Regions from separate parts of the Homo sapiens genome. Here region 2 is linked to region 1. Evidence: chromatin contacts called from ENCODE Hi-C or POLR2A ChIA-PET data. All regions are on one chromosome and are shown on one strand. The core of a region is the stretch at or near the end of the contact, and the rest is flanking DNA. Distances in the headings are between cores, read along the strand shown.

Region 1 (7,166 bases), core at 3,197-5,696:
CTCCAAGATGGAAGCAATGATGGTCTTGTGGAAGGATCTCTAGGTAGCTGGGGTGCAAGGAGCAGCATGCAGACGCAGGGTCCCTTCCTCCCTGGGCACGAGGCCACCTGCCCACACTGTGCCTCCCTTTCCAACTCCCAAATGTAGCTTCAGGCTCCCCTGACAACGGTGCTAGAGCACTTTGAAACTGTACAGAGGCACACACCTGAGGCATTATTTAGACCTAAGAAGAGGTGTCCATTACTTAAAATGAAGACGAAGTGACTCAACAAAGGCAGGCAATGGTCTAAAGAGAGAAAATCAGCTCAAAGGCACACAGCAACATAGTTCAGGCTGCACGTTCACATCCGAGCTGATCGCCTGCCTTAGGATGTCTACTTCGACAGAGCTGGCTGTGTGATCTTTCCAGCGTCCCCAGAAACTGCAGGGTCCTCATCTCTCAGAGCCTGCAGCCTTCATGCATGTGAGCCGGGTCTCCACGGGGCTCCACGGGGCTCCACGGGGCTCCACGGGGCTTGGTGTGCAGGCGGACAGGCATGAGGGCAGGAATCCCAGTCACCAAAGTGTCTCCTGCACCCTGCTTCACAGAGTGGCCCAGGCCGGGAAGAAGCCAGGCTGCACCCACAGTCATGGGGCCTGTGGCAGCTTGGGGGTGGCCCCGTGCCCGCTGCACAGCACTACTGAGAAACGCTGCACAGTGGGCACCCAGCGTAGCTGGCTCCACATGCCAGCCATGGTCCCCCGAGGCCCTGTGTGTCTTGGCAGCTGCCTCCCAGCGGGCCTGCCCTCAGCGCTGGTGCCATGAGGATGTGGCTGCAGGAGTCCAGAGAGCCCTGCAGCCACCCCAAAGCTCCTGGGCTTTGGCACGGAGAGGACAGCATTGCCTCAATCCACCTGCAGCCAGGCCACAATCAGGGTGCTGTGCAGAGTGTGGCTGGATTTCCTGGGCTATCCAGAGCCTGAGCCCTCCAGGAAGCTGGAGACTCACATCCCCAGGGCCCGGGGATGGGGAGGACCATGGAGTTAGGGAAAGGGGGCTAAGGTGCAGAATCCCTCCCAAATTCAAAAGGCCCTGGATGCAATCACAAGAGAACTGGAGTGCAGAAGTTCCACCGGCCAAAACAGGGAAAATCCAGAAAGAAGTGGAGACTGGATGGCTGGATGGAAAGAGATTGCGTGGAATTACTATAAGGAAGAAAAATCAAAGGGGAGAAGGACATGAAAGATTAGAGGCCAACCCCAGAGACTAGAAACAGAGGCAGCACCTGGAGATGCCAGGCAGGCGGGCTCCATAACTGCAGAGCCCAGCGGGTACAAATCTGGGAAAGGAAAGAGGGGATGAGGGGGGCGCAGAAACTGCTGACGGGACCAGGGGAGGATGAACGAAGGAGGCTGCCTGGCTTCCGGGCCTCCCGACCTGGGACTGCGGGGATTTCCCAAACCGGCCAAGCCCGAGCCGAAGGCAGAGTGAGGAGGCCATCTAGCGGCAGGGGCCGGAAGGAGGGGCAGGGGCAGTGCCCAGGAGGGAGCCTGGGGGCTGGGGCAGAAGAGGAGGCAGCTTCTGTCCTCAGCAGGGATGCTGGGCAAGGGGTGGAGGTGGGGGAGGGTGGGGGAGGGAAAGCTGGAGGAAGGAGCGAGGGAGGGATGCGCGTGACCCCAAGGAAGAGAGGCAGAGCCCAGGTAGATGAATAACGGAGCCCCAGCATGTCCGGATGTCTGGCCTTGTCAGGGAGGCTGGTGTTTGGAGCCTCTGCTGGTGCGGGGAGGGGGCCAAATGGTCTGGGGGGGGGGGGGAAGGCAAAGAGATAGAGCCACCTGGCCTCTGGAGGGGAAGGCAGTGCTGGGCCGTGGGGAGCAGGTGGGATGGAAGGACAGGGAGTGAAGGGCGGGAGGGCAGAGCAGCAGCTTCTCTGGGGGGCTCAGTCAGCAGCCTGGTCTATAACTGGGATTGCTTTCTGCGCCGAGCTCCCCTCAACCCATGCAGGGGGCAGGCCCTCTGAACTTAGGCGTGGGGGCAGGCTTTCTGGCCCATCATTATTTCACTCTGGAGGATCGGCCAGTCTACAAGGGGGGCGGCCCCTGAGGTGCTCTCCAGGGTGTCTAGGGCTGTCTGGAGATGGAGGGGAGGGAGGGGGCCTCACGCCATCCCTTAGGGCAGGGAGGTTTCAGGAAATGCCCTGAGTCACCCAAGCTCAATGCCAAGCCACGTCTTCTCCCTGCGCTCTGCTAAGAGGGAGCTGACCGCACCTGGGGGCACCCCACGTCCAGCTGTGCCCACAAGGAACTCTGTGCAGCTCAGGCTTTTGCTTCCAAAAGCACACCCCACCCACCCTGCCCCTTGCAGAGGTGAGCTGTGTGCACATGCCACCTCCCGGCAGGGCTGCACACCCAATCTCTCAGGCCCCAGGGTGGCAACCCGTGTGGGGGGCCTTCTGCCTGCATTTGGAAGGGAGTAAGTAGCGGGGAAAGACAGGGGGAGGAGGAGGGACTGGGGCAAGAGGAGATGCCAAGGGTGGAAGGCAGGGCAGTCAAAAGTTTGCAAATGTCCCACTGGGCCAGGTCGCTGGTCCAGCCCAGGCACCACCCAGTGATGTGACATCCACATGCTGTGCAGGTAGACACATCAAACAGGCCGGCCTCCTCTGGAGAGAACACGGGTCCTGTTTTGTGTCTGTTTTTACTGGGAACGGGACAGGCAGCGCAGACACACCGCCTGGAGAATCCCTGGGCTCAGCTGAGCTCCAGCTCCGCTCAGTGGAGGCTGCCGGGGCCTGGTCAAGTGGACGCTGCTCCCCCACGGTGCTCTCCTCCAGGGATCACGATTCGTCACAAACCATGGAAAGGAACAAGAAAGAGAGGCGGGAAGGGGAGCCCGGGTCAACCTCCCCAAAGGCACCCAGGCCACCGAGTCTTGTTAACGCTCAGCCTCTCATGCCCAAGACAGATGTGTCCTAAGATGCTCCTCTCCTTCTCTCCCCCACCACACACACAAAAAGTTGATCTGCAAAGGGAACTTCTGGAAACTTCCATCGTTTGAGGGCTGAGCTTCACAGGGGTCCTCTCCCCCTCCACTCCAAGGGCCCGGGGTCAAGGGAGAGTGTTTAACTTCACAGGGCCACATTTGCAGCATCTGATGACTCCTCAGGGTCAGGATTTCCCCTCCACGTAAATAACCCTCACTCTCTAATCCTATGCTAGAGGAATCATTGCACATGAGTGGGATGGCGATTGAGAAGGGGAAGGGCATGATCTGTTTTTTTTTTTTTAAAAAAAAAAAGAAAAGCAGGGTTGAGAGGGAGCTTCAAATTTTATTTTCCTGGTTTACTTAGGACTTTTGAGTTTTTTTCCTTTTTCTGCAAAAAGTGAGGTGATTATAGACTCAAAGATTGCCACCTCCTGGGCACTGTGCCCTCTTTCTAGGAAGCCCCTCGTTAACCAGAACACTGTTCCCCCAGGGCCCCTGACCCCTTGGGCTGCAGCCCCTAGGACTGGTGGCTCCTGTGCCTGAAGACTGCTGGCCTGCTGAGCCCCCACACAAGGCCAGCTTTGCAAGGAGCCTGAATTCCACATTCAGCTCACCCCTGGCTCTGCACTTTGCTCTGATCGATCGTGGGGGTTGTGTGAGCACAGCTTCGCCCACTCGCCTGCCCCCCCCCCAACACCCTGCAATGGCCTCCACACACCCAGCGCACACACTGGCCCCCACTCTCTCCCCTGTGCTGGGGTGCAGCCCCCAGACCTGCTTTGCCCATCCACCCTGACGCCCGCAGTTCACTCTGTAACTGCCCTTGAGCACGCCTCCATCCCATTTGCAGAGCTCTACAAAAAAAAAAATGTATTAATTGAAGCACAATAAAAGAGCAGTATTTTTACATTTTTCTAAGGCACTTAAAGCATTTCAAATACCAGTGCTTTAAGTTATGGTCACTCATAATTATCCTCGGTCCACAGAGGCTGAGTCTTCAGGAGGGGCTCAGTCCTCTTTCTTCAAAATGCAGGGAGAGCCAGCCTGCACTATAAAGTCCCTGGGGAAGAAAAATTAAATAACAGCTGGGCAGCTGTGCCCCTCAAATGTGTGAGCGACTCTGTGCTTGATGACTGAAGCTTGCGGGGGTTTAAACTGTCCTTTAAAAACTTAAGTTGGTTTTAACTGAAGCACCTACCATTCCAGGGAAAGTCAGGGGGAAACGCAAGGATGTACACAAAGCCGGGAGTAACTGCTGTTACCACAAGACATGCGCTCCTCCCTCCCGCCCACCTTTATCTTAGGAAAGATTTTTTTTTTTTTAACTCGAATCCTTCAGGTGAAAATAAAGCAACAGCAGCAACAGAAAAAAAAAACGTAGTCTTCTTCAGGGTTAACATCAGAAGACAAGCTTGTGCGGCTTTGGCCAATCAGATGCGCCCCTGGCAGCTATAATATAGTGCTAAAGGCAGCCTCTCTCACAAGCTCTCCAGGCTTGCTACCATTTAAAATCAGACTCTTTTTGTCTTTTGATTGCTGTCTCGCGACCCAACTCCGATGTGTTCCGTTATCAGCGGCCGGCAGCCTGCCATTCCAGCCCCTGTCTGGGTGGGGAGCGGTGGAGAGTCCCCCGCAGCCGCGGCGGGCAAGGTTATATAGGAAGAGAAAGAGCGAGGCAGCCAGCGAGGGAGAGAGCGAGCGGGCGAGCCGGAGCGAGGAAGGGAAAGCGCAAGAGAGAGCGCACACGCACACACCCGCCGCGCGCACTCGCGCACGGACCCGCACGGGGACAGCTCGGAAGTCATCAGTTCCATGGGCGAGATGCTGCTGCTGGCGAGATGTCTGCTGCTAGTCCTCGTCTCCTCGCTGCTGGTATGCTCGGGACTGGCGTGCGGACCGGGCAGGGGGTTCGGGAAGAGGAGGCACCCCAAAAAGCTGACCCCTTTAGCCTACAAGCAGTTTATCCCCAATGTGGCCGAGAAGACCCTAGGCGCCAGCGGAAGGTATGAAGGGAAGATCTCCAGAAACTCCGAGCGATTTAAGGAACTCACCCCCAATTACAACCCCGACATCATATTTAAGGATGAAGAAAACACCGGAGCGGACAGGCTGATGACTCAGGTAGGAACCCAGCGCCGGGGCGTGGAATGTGTGGCTTTCCAGGGGGTTACGAGAAGCCGAACACTTCCAGACTTAACTCTGTTTGCTCTTCGGGCAGATAGGAAGGTGATTTCACCCGCTCCTTCCCCACCCACCTGCCCGCCCCCCATCTCTTCCTCTTCCTGGAGGAGAATGGAGGTCAAGGGTCCAGCTGGAGAAGTTTAGGGTGTGGTGGGGGTGAGGACGGTAACAGACGTGGTTCATTATGGCCCTGATTTGATGAGTCTTGCTACAATGGCCTTCCCCATCCTACCTCTGCCCTGGCTTGTAACTTGGGGAGACCTTCACTTTGGGGGCGTCGGCCCTTTCCAAGTCAGGAGTGGAAATGGAAGGAGAGGCTGGGAATCCCCCTCCCACAAACATGAAGTGGTCTCCTGGTACTGTACGAACGAACGAACGTAGCCTTGGGCATTGGAGCTCAGAGCCCCCACGTTTCCCGTTGCCTCTGTGGTTTTCTTTCCCACCACTACCCCCACCCTGCACCTCCCCACCAAAGAATTCTCAACTGGAAAAGCCAGGAGGCGGTTCTGACAAAAGGCAGGGGCTCCAGGGGAGACTCCGCCCGTCCCTGGGTGGCTGGCTGTATCGCAGAGCTGGCTTTGCGATTGCGTGTCCGCAATTGTGCCCATCAGAGTGTGAATGTATTGATATTTCTTTAAGGATGCTCTTTCGTTCTTCCAAGCCCGAGGTACCTTAGGGGAGGGACTTAGAACTTATTGGCATTGCATCACTTTAGTTTTCAACCTGCTTGCATAAGAATTAAGAGCGAATAAATATTAGTGTGGGGGGAGGGGAAGCTAAGCAAAATATGAATTCCTCTCTCTCTCCCCACCTCCTTTGAGATTTCTGAGCTGCCAATCTCCCAGCCAATTCTAGACTTTCTGAAACTCCATGCACGTATAACTGAAGCCAGAAATGGGTTTCCTTGCAAATATAGGTCAACATCCTTTTTATTGCCCTATTAAAATATTCAAGTCCTACCTTTAGGGCTAGGTGCGTACAGCGGCTGATGGAGTGGCGCTGGTGGGGCGCAAGTGCAGGGGGAGGGTACTGACGGCAGAGAGAGAGGAGCTACCTCCGTGCCGCCCTGCTTCCCGACCCGATTCCCAGGCTTGCTTGAGGCCGAGAAAGGCGAGGGGCAGGCAAGGTAGCCTGCTCCAGCTGTCGGAAGGGAGAGGAATGGGAAATGGTCCTGATTTCCTTGCTCTCCCTCATCTGCTCCCGACCACCTTAAATCTGGACCGCGAGTGTGGACGCGCGCGCCAGTGCCAGACAGCAGCGCGATCCACAATTAACTCTGCACGGGCCATGGGGTGCCCGTTGCGTGCAGCTGGCTGGAGGGAGTTCTCCGGCTAGCCCGAGGCGCCCATCCTCTCGTCACCCTCACTCCCCGCGGAGGAGGGGCCTTGCCAGGGTCCCTCGGAACCCGAGAGGAGGGAGGCACTGCGGAGAGAGCGGCGGGGGCGTGGATACCCGAGGTCCCAGAGCCAGAGTGGGTCAGCTTCTGCCCTGCTCTGCGGGAGGCCAATACCGCAGAAGGGGTCCTGGGCTCGCACACCTTCCCAGGGCTTGGGCCTTGCAGCCCTGCTGCAAAGCTGCAAGCGCACAGAGCCGCGCAGCGAGGCAGACGCCTGCAGCCCCACTTACTCCCGGGTTATCGATCCCCCGCGGCTAGGGTTTCAGTGCGCGAGGGGCTGGGCTGGAGCCGCCGGGCTCTGCTGCTCCACGCGCGGGAGCGCAGGCACCGCAGGAGCTAACAGCAGCGCCGGGCTCGCTGTAGTGTCCCCGGCGGCGGGGGCGCGGAGATGGGGGCGCCCGCGCAGGGGCCGGGGCGCATCGCGGGCTCCGCCGGCCTGCCCTGGGACGCGCCCCCATCCCCAGTCCGCCGCCTGCCTGGCCTCTAGGCCTCCGCGTCCCAGCCGGAGCCCCCAGCCCGGGGGCCTCCCCCCGACCCCCGTCCGCCCTGCCGGGGGACGCAGGGCCCAGCGGCCCCGCGCCCGGCCACTCTCGCCGCCGCGCGCACAGGCAGCATTTGAACTTC
Region 2 (6,920 bases), core at 3,400-5,899, 110 kb before region 1:
GGTCAGAAGCTATTCAGCCAGGGCTGCCCACGACTGACCCCCAGACACAGAGGACCTGCCAGTGGGTGACTGAGGGCCCCACAGGATCGCCTGGGCCAGGGGTTCCCAAACGGTCGTCCTTGGACTAGGTCAAGATTTCATGGAGGAAATGAGCACAATAAGTACAGTAGAGGTGAATGTTTCCATAAACCCAAATTATTAAATTTAAAGGACTGTCTTCATTCTGAAGGTTTCCTTTTTGATACTAAAATGTTCTATTGTTTATAAAGCAATTAAGCTAGCTGGGCATGGTGCCTCATGGCTGTAATCCCAGGACTTTGGGAGGCTGAGGCAGGTGGATCACCTGAGGTCAGAAGTTCAAGACTACCCTGGCCAACATGGTGAAACCCTGCCTCTACTAAAAATACAATAATTAGCTGGGCGTGGTGGCAGGCACCTGTAATCCCAGCTACTCAGGAGGCTGAGGCATGAGAATTGCTTGAACCTGGGAGGCAGAGGTTGCAGTGACCCGAGATCCTGCCATTGCACTCCAGCGTGGGTGACAAGAGTGAAACTCAGTCTCAAAAAAACAGACAAACAACAAATAAACAAACAACAACAAAAACAATTAAGAAAAAAAATAGATCTTTCTAATGTCCTCGGCAATAAAAGAGAGAGAAGAGGCCAGCTTGTTAGTCAGCAAATTCATTTGTTCATTTGTTTTGAATGTCCCAGTAGACGGTATCCAAGCCTGGGAATCACTAACAGAATCTAACTGCTTACTGATCCGACGAGGAAGTCAAAGCCTAGTAGGTGGAGATGCCCAGGCTCACATGCTCCCCACGGGCCTGGCTCTTCCACTCAGCGAGTGTGACGCCCTCTCCCAGTTCTCCTCCTGCCCGGGTCCTTGCCACCTCCTGTGGGTCCTTCTTTGACCTGAAACTCACAGGAGCAGCACTCCCAGCTGGCCGCTGAATGTTCCTGTCCCCAGACCGAAGAGAACAGACCACCTGCCGCCTCATCCGGTCATCTCAGCGCAGGGAGCCGCTCTGCACTGACCACGTGCCTCCTTCCAATCCAACATGGTTTTCAGTGGAAGGTTAAATTATAGGTGCTGCCTTCTTAATGTTATCAAAAGTAACTATAGTCATTTAAAAAGCCAAGAAGTCAAACTTCCACCAATTAGTTAGGTAATTTGTTTCTTTAAGAGCCCCCACCATGAATTACCCATTAAATAAATATCTGATGCATTTACTGTGTCCTGCACCATCAAGCTGAAAGGGCAAATGAATGATAATTACACATAAATATACTCCAGTTCCATAGTACTCATTCCCAGGGTCGGATATAATTTACAAACCCCAGTGAGATTAACTCAGTAACCCTAGGCTCTCACCCATTTTCATGACAGGAAAGCTGAAGAGAATCAACAAGAAATATTTAGGTAGAAAACATGCCTTTTGGACTACTAAGAATCCCCAGTATCTCATTTATTTATTTTGAATCATTAATGCATGCTTACCATGCACCAGGGTTTCAGTTCGCAGCCCAGGGTTTTGACTTCCGATTGCCATTTGTCCTGGGCTATTGGGTTTATAGAGGATGAGGTTGTTCAGGAAAATAACTTGGGAAATGCTTGGTTAGATGCCAACGGCCCTTCTGAACTTCTGTGACATGAGTGTTCACCAAGAGCCATTTTAGGATGTTGTATTAGGCCATTCTTGCGTTGCTATAAAACAACACCGGGGCCAGGCACGGTGGCTCACACCTGTAATCCCAGCACTTTGGGAGGCCGAGGCGGGTGGATCACAAGGTCAAGAGATCGAGACCATCCTGGCCAACATGGTGAAACTGCATCTCTACTAAAAATACAAATATTAGCTGGGCGTGGTGACATGCCTGTAGTCCCAGTTAATTGGGAGGCTGAGGCACGAGAATTGCTTGAACCCAGGGGGCGGAGGTTGCAGTGAGCAGAGATCACGCCACTGCACTCTAGCCTGACAACAGAGCGGGATTCCGGAAAAAAAAAAAAAAAAAAAAAAAAAAACCTGAGACTGAGTGATTTATAAGAAAAGAGGTTTAATTGGCTCACAGTTCTGCAGACTGTACGGGGGCTTCTGCTTCTAGAGCGGCCTCAAGGAGCTCTTATTCATGGCAGAGGGGAAGGGGGAGCAGGCATCTTACATGGCAAATGCAGGAGTGAGAAAGAAGGGGGGAGAGTGCTACACACTCTTAAACAGACAGATCTCACGAGAACTCACTATCGCAAGAACTGCACGGAGAAGGAAATCCACCCCCATGACCCTCACCCCACTAGGCCCACCTCCAACACTGGAGATTACAATTTGACATGACACTTGCGGAAGGAACACAGATTCAAACCACATCAGATGTGGAAAGTTGACAGCGTGTGCCTGTGGTCCCAGCCACTCAGGAGGTTGAGGCAGGAGGATTGCTTGAGCCCAGGAGGTCAAGGCTGTAGTGAGCCATGATCACACAGCTACACTCCAGCCTGGGCAACAAAAAACAAAACAAAACAAAACAAAACAAAACAAAGTGGAAGAAATTCAAGAATATTCCCAAGAACAAAGATCCTAGTAATTTTTTTAACCAAGCTGGAATGTTTCATGAAAATGAAAACCTTTATTCTGCCTAATATCCTATCTTATTAACTTGATAGAAAATGTTTCACTTTTTCAGAAGAAAAAGCCCTTTTCTAAATGAGTCAATGTTTGCATGTTTTCTAATTAATTTAAACCTCAGGGCCCTTCTCTTCTTAGAGGCTGCCTGGGACTTGGGATCCACCAGACGAGCATGGCCCTCATTGTTCCACTGCCTGCCCGTGGTGTGACTTTTTCGGCAAATCACCTCGTGTTTCCAGCCTGTGCTGTCTGATCTGTAGAATGGGGAGCATTGCAGCTGCCCCGCGGGGTTTGTTACGAGGAATGAAGATGGTGAGCTTGAAGCACACAAACCCTCAAGAAATGAGGCCTAAACCTTCCCAATGACACTCATCTCCAGGAGGAGCTCAGGGATTGGTCTCGATGTCCGTGAGTACCAGCCTGCCCGGGCATCGCAGCCGCCATCCACAAACACGAGCACAGCACAGACACACAGCAAATGTGCTTGTGAGTGATCCAAGCCCACACTGCCAATCTCCCACCACTGGATTAGGACATTTAAAGAATTGCTTCTCTTTGGAACTACAGTTTTCTCTTAGAACTCAAATGCAAAGAAAAGCCTCTCAGCATGGGGGTGGCACAGAAAATCTGCAACCCTGATTACTCTACGATGTACAGTTTTATTTCTACTGATGTTCACGTGAGCTTGGGAAACAAGATTTTAGCTTCAGTTCTCAAATAATTAGAAGATGTCAGCCAGGCATGGTGGCTCACGCCTGTAATCCCAACACTTTGGGAGCCCAAGGTGGGTGGATAGCCTGACGTCAGGAGTTTGAGACCAGCCTGGCCAACATGGTGAAACCCCATCTCTACTAAAAGTACAAAGATTAACTGGGTGTGGTGGTGCCTGCCTGTAATCCCAGCTACTCAGGAGGCTGAGGCAGGAGAATCACTTGAACCCCCACTAGGCAGAGGTTGTAGTGAGCTGAGATCGAGCCACCGCACTCCAGCCTGGGTGACAAGAGTGAGACTCCATCTCAAAAAAAAAAAAAAGGAAAAAAGAAGATGTCCTCTCTAGGTGGAAAGGGCAGTGAGCCTGCCTTCTTGCCTTTGTAGCATAGTGAAGAATGGGATGTTCAACTTGTCACTTAATCGCTTCAGGTTGCGGCTTTTAATCTATTAAATAGAGACATTCACAGAACAGTTGCAAAGGATTAATGAGATAATATTTGTAAAGCGATTGGAGATAACATGATGAAAAGCACATATAAATACAGAGTATTACTATTAAGTCTCTAAAGAATAATAAAATGCATAATGACACGTCTGTGGTAATCTATACTTAATTATGTAATTTTCTAATACCCAGAAGGTATGCACAAGCCTAGATGAGTAAATGGCATTGCATGGCATTCATTTCATGAGGTCACTGGCCATTAAAGTTTAATCATGTCCCATTAAAAAATAAAGACTTCTGTTTTCACTCTTTCCCAATACTTACTAATACGTGCGTGTGGTAAGGTATGAAGTCATATCGATTTTTTAAAGAGAGAGAGGTTTCATATCAGGCTTAGCCAACTCTCTCCACCCATTCCCCATAAGCACCTGCCAGGCCATCACAAATGCCAGAGGCGGGGTCCCCGTCTTCCCTGGCTGGTGCTCCGGCTGGGCAGTGAAGACCAGCCTATGTGAAGGATGGTGACGGACAGGCGCTGCACAATGCCCTGTCGGGCTGCAGAGCCCGTCTTTCAGAGCTGGGATCGGGAAGCAGCAGTAGCAGCCTCGTGAGGTCGGGGATTTGATTCCTGTCCTGTGCCCAGAGCCTCAACGCTGGTATGTAGGGAGCGCCCCACAGGCATTTTTGGACACACAGCTGAGTGACTGCATGAATGAGGCCCCGCTGAACCGAGGAACGCTCCCGGAGGAAAGGGCCCTGGGAGCCCCTGCAGGAGGGCTGAGCTGGCCAGGGAGGGCCCCCGTCACCAGGAGCAAGGCCCAGAGGGAGTCAGCGTGGTGCGGCCAGGGAAGAAAACCGGTTTGGCTGCTTCACACAGAGCCAGGGAGACGCTGGTGAATCACAGAGGGAGGCCCACCCAGCGGCCTTGCAAGCCTGGCTGTTCTTAGCTCCAACGCCTCTAAGAGTCCTTTTGCCCAAATTTCAGACCCAAGAAAGAACAAAACTGCATAGATCCGCCATCTCACCATATCTTCTCCTTCCACGGCTTCTGGCCACCGCAGTGCACACAGATACCAGGTGTCGGGCCTAGAAAACAACAAGTGCTTCCAAATGGAGCCCATGGGGCCTGCAGGACCCCCAATGGCAGCCGCAGCGACCACGGGCGGACCCACCGTGAGACAAACAGCCCCAGCCAGCAAAACAACCAGAGGAGGCCTCCCTGGGCACTGCAATGATCACAGGCTTTCTGGGTTTCTCAGGAGGACCACTGGGTGCAGCTGAGGGTACCCGACGTCCCGTAGCTAGCCAGTGAATTCAACAGGTGGTGAGCCCGACCGTCTGGAGTCAGACTCTGAGTCTGACCCTCACCCACCGGGGACCTGGGACAAATCATGAAATGGGTGAGGCCTCTAAAGCACCAGCTTCATCTACCCAATGGCCTCCTGCAATGCCCAGGCCATGCATATGGAAACTCAAAGCTGCCCCAGGTGGCACTGGCCACAAGGATTAAGGGGCGGTGGACAGAGCACACACAGGGCAGGCAGCATTTGGGTGCACAGCTTTGTACAAATCACTCAACTGCTCCAAGCCTCAGTTTTTCCACGCATGAGATGAGATTGTTGGATGAGTTTAGTGGCTCCCCAAGTCGCAGTCCGTGAACCAACTGCATCACAATTGCCCGGGACTCCCATTTCTAATGCTGATGGCCAGGCCCCACTTCAGACTGGCAGGGCCCAGAATCAGCAGCTGGAATGCTGTTCCCAGTTCCTGGTGATGGATGCACAGGCAGCTGGGTTTGGAAACCAACGGGCCATGTCCCTCCCTGCTCTGAGCCCAGGGTCTCATACACCATAGCAGGTGCAGCTGAGGTGTAGAGCTCAGTGAGGGGTGGCTACAGGCAGGTACCCACCAACCTAAAAGCTGCAGCTGGCTCAGTGGGTCCCCACCAACCTAAAAGCTGCCCCTTGCAGGGCTATCTGTTGGCTTCTTCCTTGACACAATGGGCTGTTGGTACCATCCATGCTGTTCATGCCACGCTGCACAAAGGGTCCCTCAGGGGCCGCAAGTCCAAGCTGCTCTGGGGCCACTACGGCCTCAGATCCCGGGAAGAAGCGTGGGGTCTGCCCCCACCCAGCATCAGCTCCTTCTGTGCACCACTATCCGCTTCGATTTGTGCTCTGGAAGGAAGTCCAGCAACTGGAGTTAGGCCTGGTCTTTTCTCGGAGAACAGATGCCCCTCCTCCCAGCCCCCTCAGCTTCCCCCTACCCCCGCCCCGCCAAAGCTCTACTCATCCTTCTTTCCAGACCTCGTTGTTGATGCCCTACTCTATGCAAGGCCCGGGCAGGCACGGGGGCAGACACCAAAGCTCCATGAAGCTAAGTGAGCTGCATCTCCACATATCCTGGTTTCTAAAACGCTGATGTGATTGAAGCAGGTAAATTTACACGCTTGGCTCTCCTAAAGAATGCAGTAGAGCTCCTGGAGCTTCCCAGGTGGAGGGGGCACCTGCTGATATGACCAGGGCATCTTTCGACCATGAGGGCATCCTACGTGGTATGACCTGGTGATGGGGGGCACCTGGTGATATGACCCAGGCATCTTTTGACCATGAAGGCATCCTATGTGAACAATGCCCCTGGGGAGGGTGGCTTCTCCACCTGCACTGGAGCAGGACCACACTGGGCCATCAGGGCACCGGGTCCCCCCCAGCAGCCCTAGCCCACACCGCGACTCCCCTGGCTGAACCCCGATGGCCACACGTCTCTGTGGCCCCTCAGTCCTGAACAAGCAAAGCATCCCTCAGCCCCGCCTGGGCATTTGTCTTCTCTCAGGCAGGTGGAGCGTGCCGCGGACAGCATAGTGCAGCCTTCACAAGATGAAGCACAATTTTGAAGAGAAAGGGAAACTAGGTCTGGACGACACCCTACCAGGAAATTTTTCTCTCAAGGGTCTCAGATCCTCAGACAAAAATAAGCAGCATGAGATCAAAGTTAGGGGAGTTCTTCCACCCCCACCTCAGGCCTGGATTCAGGATGTTTTGTTACATTCAGGTTCATTTTTATTGCAACGCATCCCTGGAAAGTCATCACCAAATAAAGAATGACACAGACCCCACACCCATGGATGGAGCAGGACGGCAGGG

The links. A loop is a pair of places that touch in the nucleus more often than their neighbours do. ChIA-PET counts read pairs that join two places held with the same protein, here RNA polymerase II (POLR2A). Pooled maps may share reads with other maps.
Region 2: a loop to region 1 is called in a map of Calu3, with 6 times the contacts of the local background. The contact joins the enhancer-like site here to the promoter of SHH in region 1. A Hi-C loop is called at or near these places in 1 of 168 maps with a recorded cell type or tissue (Calu3) and 1 of 50 pooled maps. POLR2A ChIA-PET finds 5 or more read pairs at or near these places in 1 of 52 experiments (MCF 10A).

Annotation. Positions count from the first base shown.
Region 1 is chr7:155,809,743-155,816,908 of GRCh38, reverse strand. SHH (sonic hedgehog signaling molecule) reads left to right here and starts at 4,446. Exons shown (of 3, transcript NM_000193.4): 1 at 4,446-5,086. The coding sequence starts at 4,787. RefSeq lists enhancers at 703-1,204, 1,503-2,146.
Region 2 is chr7:155,919,865-155,926,784 of GRCh38, reverse strand. No RefSeq gene overlaps it. Among named protein-coding and RNA genes, the nearest start is that of SHH, 110 kb to the right of the region's middle. Within about 2 kb of position 4,649, at least 7 of the 41 ENCODE cell types and tissues checked have a DNase peak (open chromatin) inside an H3K27ac peak, as active enhancers do.